2 separate regions of the Homo sapiens genome follow, and region 1 is linked to region 2. Evidence: chromatin contacts called from ENCODE Hi-C or POLR2A ChIA-PET data. All regions are on one chromosome and are shown on one strand. The core of a region is the stretch at or near the end of the contact, and the rest is flanking DNA. Distances in the headings are between cores, read along the strand shown.

Evidence for each region. A loop is a pair of places that touch in the nucleus more often than their neighbours do. ChIA-PET counts read pairs that join two places held with the same protein, here RNA polymerase II (POLR2A). Pooled maps may share reads with other maps.
Region 1: a map of posterior vena cava shows a loop between it and region 2 (23-fold over the local background). The contact joins two enhancer-like sites. A Hi-C loop is called at or near these places in 5 of 168 maps with a recorded cell type or tissue (CD14-positive monocyte, HepG2, dorsolateral prefrontal cortex and 2 more) and 1 of 50 pooled maps. POLR2A ChIA-PET finds 5 or more read pairs at or near these places in 8 of 52 experiments (H1, HepG2, K562 and 4 more).

The regions. Positions count from the first base shown.
Region 1 is chr1:109,311,619-109,314,902 of GRCh38, forward strand. SORT1 (sortilin 1) reads right to left here. Exons shown (of 20, transcript NM_002959.7): 18 at 3,054-3,160; 19 at 2,643-2,766; 20 at 1-2,439. The coding sequence ends at 2,425. Among named protein-coding and RNA genes, the nearest start is that of MYBPHL, 6.2 kb to the left of the region's middle. Within about 2 kb of position 1,500, at least 2 of the 41 ENCODE cell types and tissues checked have a DNase peak (open chromatin) inside an H3K27ac peak, as active enhancers do; they include dorsolateral prefrontal cortex, where a contact is called at or near this core.
Region 2 is chr1:109,261,396-109,265,020 of GRCh38, forward strand. It overlaps CELSR2 (cadherin EGF LAG seven-pass G-type receptor 2), which reads left to right. Exons shown (of 34, transcript NM_001408.3): 4 at 118-233; 5 at 413-501; 6 at 892-1,049; 7 at 1,411-1,574; 8 at 1,747-1,872; 9 at 2,216-2,382; 10 at 2,683-2,970; 11 at 3,059-3,233; 12 at 3,473-3,614. Among named protein-coding and RNA genes, the nearest start is that of CELSR2, 14 kb to the left of the region's middle. RefSeq lists a silencer at 2,321-2,370 and an enhancer at 2,348-3,330. Within about 2 kb of position 2,136, at least 4 of the 41 ENCODE cell types and tissues checked have a DNase peak (open chromatin) inside an H3K27ac peak, as active enhancers do; they include dorsolateral prefrontal cortex, where a contact is called at or near this core.

The sequences.
Region 1 (3,284 bases), core at 250-2,749, 50 kb after region 2:
AGTGACCCTCAATGAGGGGAGGGGCAGTTTCTGCAAACGTATTTAAAATTCCCATTACTTTTGTTTTCAGCCATGAAAGACAGGAAAATACAATTTTCTGTTCACCAAGGTGGCAAAAAGGTGCTAAATACTGCTAGGAAACAAATGCCACTGATCCCTGTCATAAAGAACAGCAAGTCATCTACAAGAAGGCAGCCTTGCTCAAAGTGGTTAGCACTCGCATGTGTAAAGATTTCCAAGAGTTCTGAAGACAGCCAGCCAGCACTGCTTATCACACACACGGGGACCCTGAACAACTGACTCCATCCCAAGAACATTGTGAGGTTCAAATGACATTATGTGAGTGAAGGTGCTCTGAAAATTTGCCAAGTTCCACAGAAATCCCAGATATCATTAAAAGCGAAGAGCCCTATCGTATATGGTTAGAGAAGAATATTGAGTTTCCTACGTCTTAAAATGAGTAAGAGGATTACCATGTATTGGTGCATCTGCCCACAGTGAGTACATGCTGGGAGAAAGGTGAGTGGTATAAACAGTTCTTTTCTGAGTACCAAATTCACTTTGGGCAGGAGGGAGGGTGGGGCAGAGGCTGACGTTTTCATTTGTGAGCTGGTGTATCTTCGGAATTATTTTTAATTTTAAAACCATGCAAAATGAATAAGCAAAAAGACTAGTGCACTCCAGCCCTAACCATATTATCTTCACAAAAACTGCCTCAACTTTATTTTCTAACTGAAGCTCCCTGACTCATTTCATTCTACTGCAGTTTTAACATCTCTAAAAGTCTCCATCCACTCTCTCCCCCACTTTCCACGCAGCTGTTAATCCATTCTGGGGAGGAGAGAACTTAGCCATCTGCTCACATTCTGACTAAAGTTAATTTGGCACTTCAAATAAAAAAAAAAAAAAACACACAAAACTGACTTTCTAGCCACAAAATAAACTAGTAGCAAATGGTATCTACCAAAGAATGTCCCAGTCATAATCATTGGGAGAAACTGTGACCCGCACAGTAGCTACATTAAGACCAAAAACTTTCCATACTATATTTCTATATAGCAAATATTCAAGCTGTATTAAAACTAATTATTGCAGCTTTCCATTACTATATGGCCACCCCAAAATCCACCCAACTACATTCTATAATTTATTTAATTTAGAGAGGTATCAAATGGAAAACTTCTTTTAATCCAAAATAAGAACTTAATGTATCACACAAAGCATCATCTAGACTGGAAGTGTGTTTTCAATTGGTTCCTCCAAAATTTTCGTGTCAACAAATTACTTGGCAAAGTCAGAAAAAAGGGGTGAGAAGGAAAGCCTGGTAATAAAATTCTAATTTTTTAAGTCTATAAATCTGAAAAAATCTCTAGTCCTGGTTCCATGTACAACAGCAACCTAAGAAGCAGCAGATAGGCAGCCATTGTCATGATTTAGCAACGAGCCACACGACAGTTAAGAAGGGAACATGGAAGACTGTGAGGTTCCGTCTTCGGGGGTTCACACTGTGTACCCGACAATCAACTCTAGGGAAGAGATCATTCAGCCTGGGCAGACTTCCAGCTAAGTTTGTACCCTGTCCTTGCGTAAGTCTACTGGCACACACACAAAGCACAGCTTGAAAAATCTCAGAAGAAGCAAGAGTTCTCTTTTAATAGGTGCTATATCTAGTCAATTCTCTGCTGCTCCCTTCTTCCTGCCCCAAGTTAAAAATATTGCCCTGTAAGTTTTCCTGATGTACTGTGTGGGAAGCACATGGTTAAGTTAGTTGCCAAAGGGCAATTAACAAGGGTATTGCCTAATTAAACAAGGGAAAAGAAAAATCACTGTGGTCTGTGGTCTCTGAAAAAAAAAAAAAGAGTAAGTGGGATCTGTGTGAGGAGCTGGTGTGCAGTGTTCTTGGAGTAGGACTGTCCCCAGATGGAGAAAAGCCGGCCAGGCTGTGCCAGCCTCTGCAGCCTGTTTTCATCTCTACAGCTGTTTCGTCTCGCCAGCAGAGCCCAGGGATGGTACCAAGTACACTGTGAGAGCTGATACTGGAGTTGGCAGATGCCCTGGGGCAGGCGCCATGCAGAACACACAGAAGTGGGGTTAGTGAAAAGGTCCCTTCGAATTCCATTTCGTTTCCCTTAAAAAACAAAAACAAAAAAGCCCATACTTTGCAAAGAGACAGGACGAGAAATAAGAAGTTAAAGAATTTAAAATGTCTCCCTTTTTCTCAGAGCCAATTGTAAAAAAGTGCTCAGGGTTCCCCACCCCCACCCTGCATTTCTTTAGTGTAGGTCCTTTTGGCTTTGATGGAAGCAGCAGAAACAGAGCTGGGTCCCTCGCAATGGGAAATTTATTTCCTGAAGTTGGAGCCACAGGGAGTGTAAGAGGTACTGTGGTTCCACCATCCATGCTGGGTCCAGCTCCTCTGAAGAGCTATTCCAAGAGGTCCTGAAAAAGACATGCACCATATTACCGACAGACCACAACACTCCTATTTCAAAAGCAATCACCTAGTTTCTGGGCTTGCCAAATCTTATGGTCATTAAGTCGCCTTGGCCCTGGCATATCTTGATCATGAATAGAAGACAGACTTTATTTTCTTGTATTTTTTGGGGGGGGGGGTACTACCATTCAAGAAGAAATAGCCTCACCTCATCTGAGTCATCATGATAACCACTTTTATTAGTGTGGGAGGCTGTGTCCAAAGCATCCACACCATCCACACCATTGGCCTCTGCATGCTGCTGCAGCACAGAGTATCGATGCACCAGGAACCTGTGAACAGAAACCTCCTTAACACTCGGTGGTACACAGCAGGGGTGCACTTCTTACAGGACTGTGGACTTTCTCAGTTTTATACACTCAGGAACGCATCACAGACACAGAAAGCACAGTCCATGGTTGACATATGAAAAATGTACGACATGAGAAGATTTGGGCCTGATTTTTCAGGAACAGTACTGCAAGTACCTAGTTTTTGCCAAGAGTAGACTCAGCCATATGCCCTAGATCAGCCTTCTGGCTTGAACTCAGTACCTTGGATTGACTTCTGTGTTCCTTACCTTCCCCCACAGACATATTTCTTCACAATGAGCACTCCTGCTACGACTGTGACCAGCATCAATCCCACGATGGCCAGGATAATTGGAACAGAATTTGACTTGGAATTCTTGAGAAATTAAAACACAAACACAAAAGTTTTAGGCATGCATATCCTAGGACTGAGGTCAAGGCAGCCACTCATTCCCCTCATCTCTTTGTGAATGATCTGCAGTCCTGATGCGCTTAATGAT
Region 2 (3,625 bases), core at 886-3,385:
TGGAGTTGCCTGTGGTTCTGCCAGCAGATCTCCCTCCCCTGCGCTGGTTAGGTGGCGGGGGTGCTGGCATCCAGGTGGGTACCCCATTCCCTGCCCCCATCCCCAACTCCTGTTCAGGTTTGCCACAAAGGAGCGCGACGGGTTGCTGTTGTACAATGGGCGTTTCAATGAGAAGCATGACTTTGTGGCCCTCGAGGTGATCCAGGAGCAGGTCCAGCTCACCTTCTCTGCAGGTGATCACAGTTGCCCCCCATCCTTGCCCATCTTCCAAAGGCCCCAAGTCTTCCAGCCCCTGACCCCAAGCCACATACTCTATCAGCCAAATCTGGGCCCAGCCCCAGCCACTGGCACCCCAAACCCTGCCATTCCTAGCCCTCGTCAGGCATTCCAGCTCACCTGGTCCTTTCCCCAGGGGAGTCAACCACCACGGTGTCCCCATTCGTGCCCGGAGGAGTCAGTGATGGCCAGTGGCATACGGTGCAGCTGAAATACTACAATAAGGTGGGTGTGGAGGGCACAGAGGGTTGGGGGTTCTGTTCTTGCCTCAGGTGCTTACCCAGCCCTGAGTGGCATTGCCTCCAGGCTTGGGTGGGCTGGTCAGGGCATTTCTGGCTGAGAGGAAGGGAGCGGCTGGGAAGGTGCCACCTTGCTGGGCATTCCCACCCCACTGGGCACTGCTCGATGCTCTCTGTTCCACTAGGCAGCCGCAAACTTGGACACTGAGGAAGGTAGTTACATGCATAAACCACGTGAGCACACGTGTGTGTATATGCATGTGTGTACGTGTGTCTGGGCATGTGGGTGCACACAGAGGCACCCAGTGTGTGCTGGCCATGAACCTAGTGGGCTCTGTACTCAGTGTCCCCCTTCTCTGCTCTTTCCTGTCCACAGCCACTGTTGGGTCAGACAGGGCTCCCACAGGGCCCATCAGAGCAGAAGGTGGCTGTGGTGACCGTGGATGGCTGTGACACAGGAGTGGCCTTGCGCTTCGGATCTGTCCTGGGCAACTACTCCTGTGCTGCCCAGGGCACCCAGGGTGGCAGCAAGAAGTGAGCAGGGGAAAGGGCCAGGGATGGGGTGAAGTGAGGGCAGGGCCAGGCAGGGAGGGAAGGTGGAGAGGGTGGGCTTTTGGGGTCTCTCTCCCTTTGCCTCTCTTAGCCCCTGCTCAGCCCTGGGGATGGGGTCAAGACTGGGGAATCAGAGCAAGGCCCTGTGGGGCAGTCTGGGGAGGGGGCTGAGTGTTCGACAAGAACAGTTCCAGGTAGGGGTGACGCCCTTCCTGAGCACTGCTCTGCAGGGCCTCTTGGACACCTGCCTACGCCGTTCGTGTCTCTGGCCTGGCGGCAGAGCGAGCGGAGGACCAGAAGCTCCCAGCCCTCCCTTGTGCCGCCACCATCTTTGCTCCCCCAGGTCTCTGGATCTGACGGGGCCCCTGCTACTAGGCGGGGTGCCTGACCTGCCCGAGAGCTTCCCAGTCCGAATGCGGCAGTTCGTGGGCTGCATGCGGAACCTGCAGGTGGACAGCCGGCACATAGACATGGCTGACTTCATTGCCAACAATGGCACCGTGCCTGGTATGGGGGCCCGGGGTGGAGCCAGGCTGGGATCCCAGTGCTGAGAGGAGGGGCTGTGCCTGGTGTGAGGATGCCAGAATGGAGGGTCTCAGAGGCCTCTCTAACTGCTGCCACAGGCTTTCTCTTTAGAGCCCCAGCTCAGGTCCACTGAGCTGCCTTCTCTCCATTCCAGGCTGCCCTGCCAAGAAGAACGTGTGTGACAGCAACACTTGCCACAATGGGGGCACTTGCGTGAACCAGTGGGACGCGTTCAGCTGCGAGTGCCCCCTGGGCTTTGGGGGCAAGAGCTGCGCCCAGGGTAGGAGGGGCGGCTGTTAGAGGCCACAGCCTGGGTGCCATCAACAGTCTGGGAACTGGCAGGGTTGGGGCAGGCACTGGGCAGGGCTCTGCTGAGCGGGGCTGTGGGTGGAAAAGCGTGTCTGGGCAGAGCCCTGAAAGGGCAACACAGGAGACAAAGGGGCCAGTCAGAGGCAGGCCTGGGCACAGCGTGGGGCGGTCCCAGGGCAGGTACGCACTTTGGAGGGCGGGGCTGATGAGGGGAGTGGGCTCTGCCTCCCGTGCAGCCGCCACCGCTGAGCATCACAGCCCCAGGGCCCTCTGAGGCTCCACCCGTCACAGTCTGCCTTTTCCTGCCTCCCCAGAAATGGCCAATCCACAGCACTTCCTGGGCAGCAGCCTGGTGGCCTGGCATGGCCTCTCGCTGCCCATCTCCCAACCCTGGTACCTCAGCCTCATGTTCCGCACGCGCCAGGCCGACGGTGTCCTGCTGCAGGCCATCACCAGGGGGCGCAGCACCATCACCCTACAGGTGATGCATGGAAGGGCGGCTGGCCCTGGCCTGGCCATAGGGCCCTGGTAGCCTCTAGGCGGCTGGACAGAAGTGGCTGGGCAGGTCCTGGGCAGGGGTGGGGACATATAGAGGCCGCTGGATCCGTTGGGAAGGTCAATGCTGCCACCTGTTGGGCCTGAGGGAAATAAATACGCTTTCCTCTCTATGGCCTCAGCTGGGCAGCGGGATGGGTTTGATGGTCCAGAAAGGGGAACTGTGAGCTGGAGAACAGTGATTAAGGCCGTCTGCTGACCCTGTTTTCTTTCCTCCTGGTGTCAGCTACGAGAGGGCCACGTGATGCTGAGCGTGGAGGGCACAGGGCTTCAGGCCTCCTCTCTCCGTCTGGAGCCAGGCCGGGCCAATGACGGTGACTGGCACCATGCACAGCTGGCACTGGGAGCCAGCGGGGGGCCCGGCCATGCCATTCTGTCCTTCGATTATGGGCAGCAGAGAGCAGAGGGCAACCTGGGCCCCCGGCTGCATGGTCTGCACCTGAGCAACATAACAGTGGGCGGAATACCTGGGCCAGCCGGCGGTGTGGCCCGTGGCTTTCGGGGCTGTTTGCAGGTGAGTGTCCTGCCCTGCCCTCCCATCCCCTCCCCCACCACCTGCAGCCCCGCTCCACTGAGGGCAACACTGCTCCTGTCCCTCCCAGGGTGTGCGGGTGAGCGATACGCCGGAGGGGGTTAACAGCCTGGATCCCAGCCATGGGGAGAGCATCAACGTGGAGCAAGGCTGTAGCCTGCCTGACCCTTGTGACTCAAACCCGTGTCCTGCTAACAGCTATTGCAGCAACGACTGGGACAGCTATTCCTGCAGCTGTGATCCAGGTATGCTAAGGATCCAGGGCAACGGGCAGGTTATCAGGTGCCTGGGGCCACATGCTGGCTCTGCTGTGTGACCTGGGGCATGGGGCATCACACCACCTCTCTGAGTCTTAGTTGCCTACACAACAAAGCCATAGCCAGCTGATAGGATGCTATGTGGAAAGAAACAGATGAAGGGTTTGATGGAAGATGGTGCCAGGGGAGGGTGGGGGAATGAGCCTCTCTGGTCCTTCTGGTCCCAGGTTACTATGGTGACAACTGTACTAATGTGTGTGACCTGAACCCGTGTGAGCACCAGTCTGTGTGTACCCGCAAGCCCAGTGCCCCCCATGGCTATACCTGCGAGTGTCCCCCAAATTACCTTGGGCCATACTGTGAGACCAGGTAAGCAGACC